Linked DNA regions of Homo sapiens: region 2 is linked to region 1. The links are chromatin loops, found by intact Hi-C in ENCODE. Cell type or tissue: prostate gland. All regions are shown on one strand. Links, peaks and the distances in the headings refer to the core of each region. The heading gives the core; the rest is flanking DNA.

What was found. Peaks named below come from ENCODE experiments on the same cell type or tissue, not always from the same donor. Only the 100,000 strongest peaks of a DNase experiment are listed, where the experiment ranks them.
Region 2: it touches region 1 in a loop (2.3-fold over the local background); 1 of 110 quality-filtered maps calls a loop at or near these places.

What each region holds. Positions count from the first base shown.
Region 1 is chr3:113,145,854-113,150,244 of GRCh38, forward strand. All of the region lies in intron 1 of NEPRO-AS1 (NEPRO antisense RNA 1), which reads left to right. All of the region lies in intron 3 of LINC02044 (long intergenic non-protein coding RNA 2044), which reads right to left. Among named protein-coding and RNA genes, the nearest start is that of LINC02044, 20 kb to the right of the region's middle. In prostate gland, for the core only: no CTCF peak of the experiment used is centred there; a DNase peak (open chromatin) is centred at 2,718; H3K27ac peaks cover 1,905 bases.
Region 2 is chr3:113,085,026-113,089,416 of GRCh38, forward strand. All of the region lies in intron 1 of NEPRO-AS1 (NEPRO antisense RNA 1), which reads left to right. The region is part of intron 1 of LOLI1 (lncRNA oncogene in liver cancer 1); the gene reads right to left. Among named protein-coding and RNA genes, the nearest start is that of LOLI1, 17 kb to the right of the region's middle. In prostate gland, for the core only: no CTCF peak of the experiment used is centred there; no DNase peak of the experiment used is centred there.

The DNA.
Region 1 (4,391 bases), core at 218-4,217:
AATTTCTTCCAAAGGGGAAAACATTTCCACTTTTTGTTTCAACATTTCACTTTTTTTTCCGAAGTTCTTAAAACAGTAGTAATTATTGTTTTTCTAAGGGAATGTTGCTATTTTTGTCAGCATGGGCTTTGAACTGCTTTGACTTTTTCTCTAATCTTGCTGGCACAGTAAAGTTGTTGCTGCGTTAATGTAAAGGGCGAACATTTTGAATAAGATAGAAAAGCACAAAAGAAGACCTCCTTGAGATACTACCGAGACTAGAGGTTGTCTTTGTTAGTCAGATGTTGACAGTGCTCAGGAGCCACTCCAGCACTTAGGGGGGTGTCATATGGTAGCAAGACAGGTACTTGTTTCCAATCGAAAGATAGGAGTGACAGCATGTGATCAGATAAGAGGAAGGGACTCAGTTGAAAGGAGAGGGCTTCCATCACACTGGTTATTGTTGCCCCCTCTTGGAGCTTTGCCTGAGTTCAGGGGGCCTGTGGACCTTTCTTAATTTATTATGTACCAGTGGACTGGGTAATCAGGAGAAAGCTGTCCATTAATCCAACCATAAGTCCAAATATAGTCAACATTTTCACACATTGGCCAACCTCAATGGACAATGAAGTCTACAGGCAGCACTTAACATTTAAAAAGGGACGTTGAAAAGCACTTAACATTTAATCAGATCAAATGATTAAAATGGCTTGAAAATCCCCTAAATTGTCCTTAAAGAACATTATTATACCATTGTGTGAGACCAAAATATGCCACCCCAAAATATGAAGGATTGTTGAGCTGATGGTAATTAAGAAGAAACAGATGCAGAAAAGCTCTCTGCCCTTCCTCTATTTGCCTAAAAGCAGGACATAGATTTACAAAGACAATAGGTATCCTGCACCCTATCACCCCACTTCTACCAGAGAGAACAAAGGTTAACCACTAAAGACAGCTTGGAACTCTTATAAACCTGGAGATGGTTCCAGAGCAATCTACACAAACAAGCTTTACTAACCAGCCTTTAATTTGCCTTCCTCCAAGTTGCCTTCCCTAGAGACTTAAAGTCTTTTTCCTTTGTCTTGCCACTTCTTTAAAAATTTACTGTTCTTTGAGAACTATTCCCTGGGTATCTCCCATGTATATATAAAATAATGCATATTAATAAACTTCTGTTTGTTTTTCTCTTGTTAATCTGTCTTATGTTACAGGGGTCTAGATAGGGTTCCCATCTAAGAACTTCTGAAAGTTGAAGAAAAAATTACTTTTCTTTCCCTACACCATTTTTCAACAAAAGCAGCGTAACTTGTTGTGTGTTTTCCTTCAGTTGGGTAGGAGATAAAGTAGTGAACTTTTATGTAAAGGACAACTTTTTATTTAAAAAAATTCTTGTTTCCTTAAACATAAATTCACCGATATTATGAGATCTATCTGAGAACCAAGACCAAAGAAACCAAGGGAAGAGTAGATTCACATGTCTCAGCTCAGCTCACCTAACATTCTTGCTCATTGTGTTAAAAGATGGGCAAATCATCCCTACTCTTTAAATGGTGTTCTCTCACTCTCTCTTGCTCTCTCTTGCTTTATCTGGCCTAACATATCATTGAATTCATATCAATTAAACACAGAACTTTACTCCACAATTCATGAACATATCCTCTCCAACTCACCAAGAGCCTAAGAGAAAGCTAGAAATAAAAAGACACAGAGCTTAAGCCTCAGGACAAATTGGCCTCTGGAAAGTGCCTTTGCATTTGGCTGCTGTCTTTCTAAATGTGTGCCCCAGATTCCAGCCCTATATTATCACACTTTTCCCATTTATGATGCCTCCTCCACCTTTAAGTGTTCTTTACACAATTCTTGGATGAGACTTTTTGGTCCAAAGACCTTGAGAAAGAAGGAAATACAGATTTATGGGAAAGGGACCTGGAAAATCTCAAACAGACACATCTTTATTGCAACCGTCTGAGTCTGTGGGAGAGAGAACAGGGCCCAGAAGGATCAGCTCTGAATTTGCTCCAACTCTAGACTTCACTCCCTTCTTTCCAAGCTCCCCACTCAGGCCAATATTTTAATCTTTCAATCTCTCTCCCTCCCTCATCATCCCCTGTTTATTCACCTTTTCCATTCCCTCGTCTCATTTTCTCATTCTTTCTGATTGCCCCGCTCTCTCGCACTCATATCCCCTCGCGTATCATCTTTCTGTTGGAGCCTGCACTCATGGCCTCCTTCCACGAGCAGCAGGTTTGAATCAGCTCCAGTTGAAAATGAAGGCAGGAGGTGGGGGTGGAGTGAGGCCAGGAGGGGAATAGCCACTTTCTGATGGCCAATGTACAGTAAGCACAGCCCTCCACCCTGCCTCCAGGCTGGTCCCTGCTGTCGCTGTCTCTCTGCCCGGACCCCCCACCACACACAGGTATGTACAAGAGAAAACCTAATAATCCCCTGCAAGGAAGAGGCCCCCATCCCCAATAAGGCAGCTGGTTTCCATTAGATGTTCCAAGCCCTATAAATATTCTCTTTTCTCACTTATCTCTTATTATTTTTCCTTTCCCTTTCTCATGTTCCCGCCTCTGGATTCCCTCCTGGGAGGAGGCCTAAATTAAAACGGGAAGGCTTGCCAAGCTTTGCATTAACCATCCTGTTATGCCCCAGGCCCCTGGCTGAGCACAGCCCAGAAAAGAGCTTCTTGTTTGTCCAGTTTGCTGCTCCCCACACGGAAGGCTGACATGCTCCCAGGAAGGAGGAAGGGTTGAGCTGAGCCTGAGCTGGAGGGTGTGGCCAGAACCATCTCACCTGCGTGCTGTGGGTTGTGTTCCTGGCTAAGCCTGTTGGGTCCTCTGTCAAGCTTGTCTTGTCCATAGCAGTGGATACTGTACAGTGTCTTGGGCACAGCTTTGGAGGGCAACACTCTGGGGTTCAGATCCCAGGTCCTTTGTTCACAGAGAATCTGACTTCAGGCAAGTTACACAACCTTTCTCATTTGTACAATTGTGCTGATAACACCCACCTCAAAGGACGGTTAAGAGGATGAAAATGAGGTAACTAATGGGAAAACATTTAGCTCAAGGTCTGCAGGTAGCAGATGTTGGTGCTCTTCTCTTGCCCCTCCCTGTAGGATTTACTGTTGGAAAACCTGCCCTCCTCCTCCACCAGCCTCCCACACCTTGCAAACAGTTAACTGAGCAATTACAGAATTTAATTAACTAGCAACTACAGACTCCGAATACCCAAGGGCCTGACTTGGGGAGCATACAAATGTTTACTTTTTGTTCTCTCTCCTCCAGCCTATTTTAAGATAAAGAAAGAGGCAGAGAAAGAGTGAATATAAAATCCCTAAATTAGAACAATGTTTACAATTTTTAGTACTTCTTATAAACTAGGCAGCAAGAAGCTATGTCATTGTTGAGCCAGTGACCCCAGAGCAAAAGTTCCTCCAGGGGTGGGGGAGAGGGAGGAACTTAAGCACCTCATCCTAAACTGAGGTAATTAAGAATACAGCTACTGGGGTCAGACTCTCTCTGGACCTGGACTCAAGCTCCAACTCTTCCTAGCTGCTGGGCTCAAACAAGTTACTGACCTCACTGTGCTTCTTTTCCTCATCGTAAATGAGGCTAACAACAGTACTGTCAGAGGCATTTGAACCAGAGAAACTCCATCTTGAAGAGGAGCTGGGTAAAATGAGGCTGAGACCTACTGGGCTGCATTCCCAGACAGTTAAGGCATTCCGTGTCACAGGATGAGATAGGAGGTCTGCACAAGATACAGGTCATAAAGATCTTGCTGATAAAACAGCTTGCAGTAAAGAAGCCTGCCAAAACCCACCAAAACCAAGATGGCGATGAGAGTGACCTCTGGTCGTCCTCACTGCTACGCTCCCACCAGAGCCATGACAGTTTACAAATGCCAAGGTGTAGTCAGGAAATTATGGGGAGGCATGAATAATCCACCCCTTGTTTAGCATATAATCAAGAAATAGCTATAAAAATGGGCAACCAGCAGCCTTCAGGTCTCCTCTGTCTATGGAGTAGCCATTCTTTTATTCCTTTACTTTCCTAATAAACTTGCTTTCACTTTACTGTATGTACTCGCCCCGAATTGTTTCTTCAGCGAGATCCAAGTACCCTCTTTTGGGGTCTGGATCAGGACCCCTTTCTGGTAACAGTACTACTGACTTTATAGGGTTGCCACAAAGACTGAATGAGCTAATATAGTTCACCAACTTTGAATAGTGCCTGGCAGAGTAAGTATGCAGCACATGTTAGTCATCCTTCCCATTCGGTCAATCAGTCCTAGTTTCGTATAGCCTTGCTCCTCCATCATGGCCATTCCCAAACTGGCCCATGTGCATGGACAATCATACAGCTGGGATTTGCTCCTCCCACCTCTGCATGCTCCTCGGACGAATTCTA
Region 2 (4,391 bases), core at 177-4,176, 61 kb before region 1:
AGAAGGCTGTGGTTTTTTGAGGAGCTGGCTCTGGGCCCAACAGGCAGATGTTCTTGATCTTTTGCTCTACCTTGGATCTTGTGCAAATCACAGTGCTGTTCAACTTCCTTCCTCATCTGTATAATTGGAATAAATGTGCCACTGTCTGGGAGGTCAAGTGAAAATTAATTAGCTGTGTTTCTTTTTTTTTTTTTTTTTTGAGACAGAATCTCGCTCTGTCGTCCAGGCTGGAGTACAGTGGCGTGATCTCAGCTCACTGCAACCTCCACCTCCCTGGTTCAAGCAAATCCTCCACCTCAGCCTCCGAAGTAGCTGGGATTACAGGCGCACACCACCATGCCTGGCTAATTTTTTTGTATTTTTAGTAGAGTCGGGGTTTCACCATGTTGGCCAGACTGGTCTCGAACTCCTGACCTCAGGCAATCCACCCGCCTCAGCCTCCCAAAGTGCTGGGATTACAGGCGTGAGCCACCACGCCCGGCTGCTGTGTTTTATTTAAGTTCTTCTCCATTGATATTTCAGCACTTAAGTTCTTCCCCATTGATATTTCAGCACTTATGGCCAGCTAATTTTTTTGTATTTTTAGTAGAGTCAGGGTTTCACTATGTTGGCCAGACTGGTCCCGAACTCCTGACTTCACGCAATCCACCCTCCTCGGCCTCCCAAAGTTCTGGGATTACAGGTGTGAGGCACCGCGCCCGGCCACTGTGTTTTATTTAAGTTTTTCTCTATTGATATTTCAGCACTCTCTGCAGTCCTTAGTCGGAACAACACTTCTAGACATTACTTCAATCCCACCACCACGAAATTCTTAATGGAAATGTATATGAAAGAATCTGGGAAGTTTACTAATCATTAAAGATTGAGGTTTCTGTGAATTTCCTAAGATTAGATTTTTAAAAAGGCACAAGAAATCTTTGCCAAATCTATTGACCCCTTTCAATTATGCATTTCATTAAGAACACCAAAATATAAGAGTCTTTTTCCTTCCTCTCTGATTTATCTCTTTGTCGCTGTTTCTCTCTGAATCTCTCTGGGTTTCACTCTTTTTCACTCTTTCTCTACTCTGTTTCTCTTTTCCCTAGGATCTAGTGGACATGTGAAAATGAGTTTAGCTGAGGTGTAATAGCAAAGTTAGCCACCTTGCAGCCTCACTGGCAAATAAAATTCTATTAAACACAACTGTCATCAAACTCATTAGTGCCTCCTCCCCTTGCCTTCTTGCCATTGGGTTGCTAACAAGTTACAATGTTTTTCTCTCTCCTCTCCAGTCCCCCTTGTTTCAAGTTTTGTTCTCTCCTTCTTTCTGCACCGCCTGCCCTGTTGGAGATGCAGGGGCTGCCCCTGTGGCCACCATTGCCACCACCCCCCAGCAGACAGAAAGGCTAAAATGTCAAAAGATGCGTCGGTTGCCTCTGACAAAAGTGCAGATCAGATCTGAAAGGGGATAAATATGATAGGGGGCCCAATAATAACAGTGCGCACTTGTTAACTACACAAATCCAGCAGGAGCTGGGGGCAGGGAGGGCGGGCATGGTGGAGAATAGAAGCTGCCTGGGCAGGAGCCCCTTGGGGGAAAGTGAAGGGGGGGTCCTCCAGCAGCCACCATCAATTATATGGGCTGGTTTTGTTTTGTTTTGTGAGGTCTGAACTGAGGCTCAGCTGATGGGGCATGGGGGTGTGGAGGGGGTGAATAAGGGATTTTACCCAAACCAGTGACTCTGAATGGAGGTCTCGGGCTCAGTTGAGGGGGCCTCAGCAGTGAGAGCTTGAAAAGAGGGCCTTTGGGTTATGCAAGGGAAAGGGAAGGTGGGGCGAGGTGGGGGCTGGGGGACATTTGAGGTGGGAGGGGTAGGGGGAAGGAGGAGAATAGCACAATAATGGGAAAAAGGAGGCTAGCTTCTGAGGTCTCATTTCTCACAATGAGTCCCATGTGGTTCTCTTTATCTCAGCCTTTCAGCAGTCAATAGAGGGAGCCTTTTTATTTTCAACTCTAACTATACAGCCACGCTACTCCCCCAACACACACACACACACACACACACACACACCCCTACCAGTGTGGGACAGTGAGCAAGACATTGGAAATGTGTGAAAAATTATTTCCCCTGCACAGGTTTGCTGGATTTTCTATCCTCCTGCCAGACCCGTACTTATGGGACATTCACTCCTCCACCACTGCTCTCTGCCTCTCTTGCCCCAGCTTCGCCCCCTAGACTTGATTCCCTCCTCCTCTATTATACACCCCTCCCCCTCTCCTCCGTGGATGCCTCAGAAACTCCAGAGAGGTTGAAGGGAGAGGAGGTTCTTGACTCTTTAGAAAGTCATGAGTCATATGATGACAGGTAAAGCAGAGATGGATGATGGAGTGATGTTGATTTGCAACCCATAAAAAAGCAAAAATAAAAGATCAAAGCAAACCCCAGCTTGAACTTTAGACTGTTTTAATGCATAGAAAAGAACAAACATATTTTTTGTGTGTGGTGGACTTCTCTGAAATGTTAAGTCCCCAATTGGACAAATCCCTTTCAATTTGTTCCTAAGGCTATGACTGAAGCAGCCACAGGCTCTGAATTTACGCAGCTTGATAGAAAATAATTCGTCTATTTTTCAAACAATATTGTTATATATTCTCATAGGGTGCCTGAGTTTGAATAGGCACAGCGTTCTTAACCAGGGGTGGAAGCTTTTAGAAACAGATTCCAGGCCTCATCTCCCCAAGATTCTGCTTCAGCAGCTGTGAATGGGGCAGTGTGTGTGTGTGTGTGTGTGTGTGTGTGTGTGTGTGTGTGTCAGAGAAAGAGAGAGACAGAGATTGATCTTGATGTACAGTGCCATTTGAAAATCTCAAAACTAAGTAAGTTGTTCCCCTTCAGCTACATCAGGGGAGTATTCATCAAATAACAGTCACTAGTTGTGCTGGGAAAATAGTTGATTAATTGAGCCAAACCTATCTCTGCTACCAAGCATTGTAGCTGGCTGGAAAAAAAGAAAGGAAAAAATAATCATGTCCATCATCAAGAAATGAAGATAAGGGGGAAGGTAAGAATAAATGAAAATAACAATAACCTCAAGTAATTGTTTAGTACCAGGCATTTTTTTCTACAAGAACGATTACCCCATTGGAAGCGGGAATGAGACTCAGTTGTCTTAAGCAACTTGCTCAAGGTCACACTCCCAATAAATGGCAGAGCCAGGATTCCTTCCTAGGCTTGAATGATCTGTGCAGCATGCTCTGAACTAGGCGGAGACCCCAGGAATGGGAATAGGAGTGAGACAGCAATCCAGAAACAGACTCTCCCATGGCAATAGGAAGGCTCCCGAGGGTTGCTCATGCACTCAACATCAATGAGCTGTGGGGCAGCTCCTGGCTATTGGCTTCTCATCAAGGACTCCAAACCTCTCCTCACCTCTTAAAAATCTTCTTGTCTCTTCCTCCTGATCCAGCTTGCTCTGCTAAGCAAAGTACCCCACACCAGGCATAGAAAGAAAATGGATATTGCCTTCATATTTTCTCTGAGCAGGGAGATGTATAGCTTTTAGGTCTCTCACATGATAAGAAAATCACAGTTGCCCTCTTTTTGGCTCCATTTCCAGTCTCTTGAAGGTGCAGCTGTGTGGCTTGGCCATGAGGATCGGAGAGGATATAAAGAGGGCAGGAGAGGGGACGACTCCCATTTTGCCACCCTGGCAGCTCTCAACCGGCTCTGCTCCAGCCAACTCTTCACAGTACTTAAAGTCCTTTTTCAACGCCACGAAGTGATGCTCTCACCGGGTTCAGATGAGCTCATCTCCTCTCTAACTACACTAAAGTGCCTCGAGGGCTGGAACACTGCCTCATGCTTCTCCATCCCTGACATGCTCAAGCCCAATGCTGATACAGTGCTCAGTAAATTATTGTCGTTTGGTTGATTTGCAACAAGTGCTTTTTAAATTGGAATGCTCAGGGTTGAAATAGTCCCTCAGTTGTTCCAGATCACCATTTTTTTTTTTTTTTTTTTAAGACGGAGTCTTGCTCTGTCGCCCAGGCTGGAGTGCAGTGGCGCGATCTCCGCTCACTGCAAGCTCTGCCTCCCGGGTTCACGCCATTCTCCTGCCTCAGCCTCCTGAGTAGCTGGGACTACAGGCACCCGCCACCGCGCCTGGCTAATTTTTTTTGGATTTTTAGTAGAGACGGGGTTTCACCGTGGTCTCGATCTCCTGACCTCGCCGGATCACCATTCTTAATTATCCTCCTCTTGCTGGTGTGCTACAGTTTCTGGATTCCCCCAGTCTAGATATATTAACCTCATGTGGCCTCACTGGACAGCCTCTTTGAGGCTGCCTTCATCAACACCTGTTACTCTGTTGCCCACTTCATTTTCCCCAGTCTGTTGTGTTGGCTCGACATC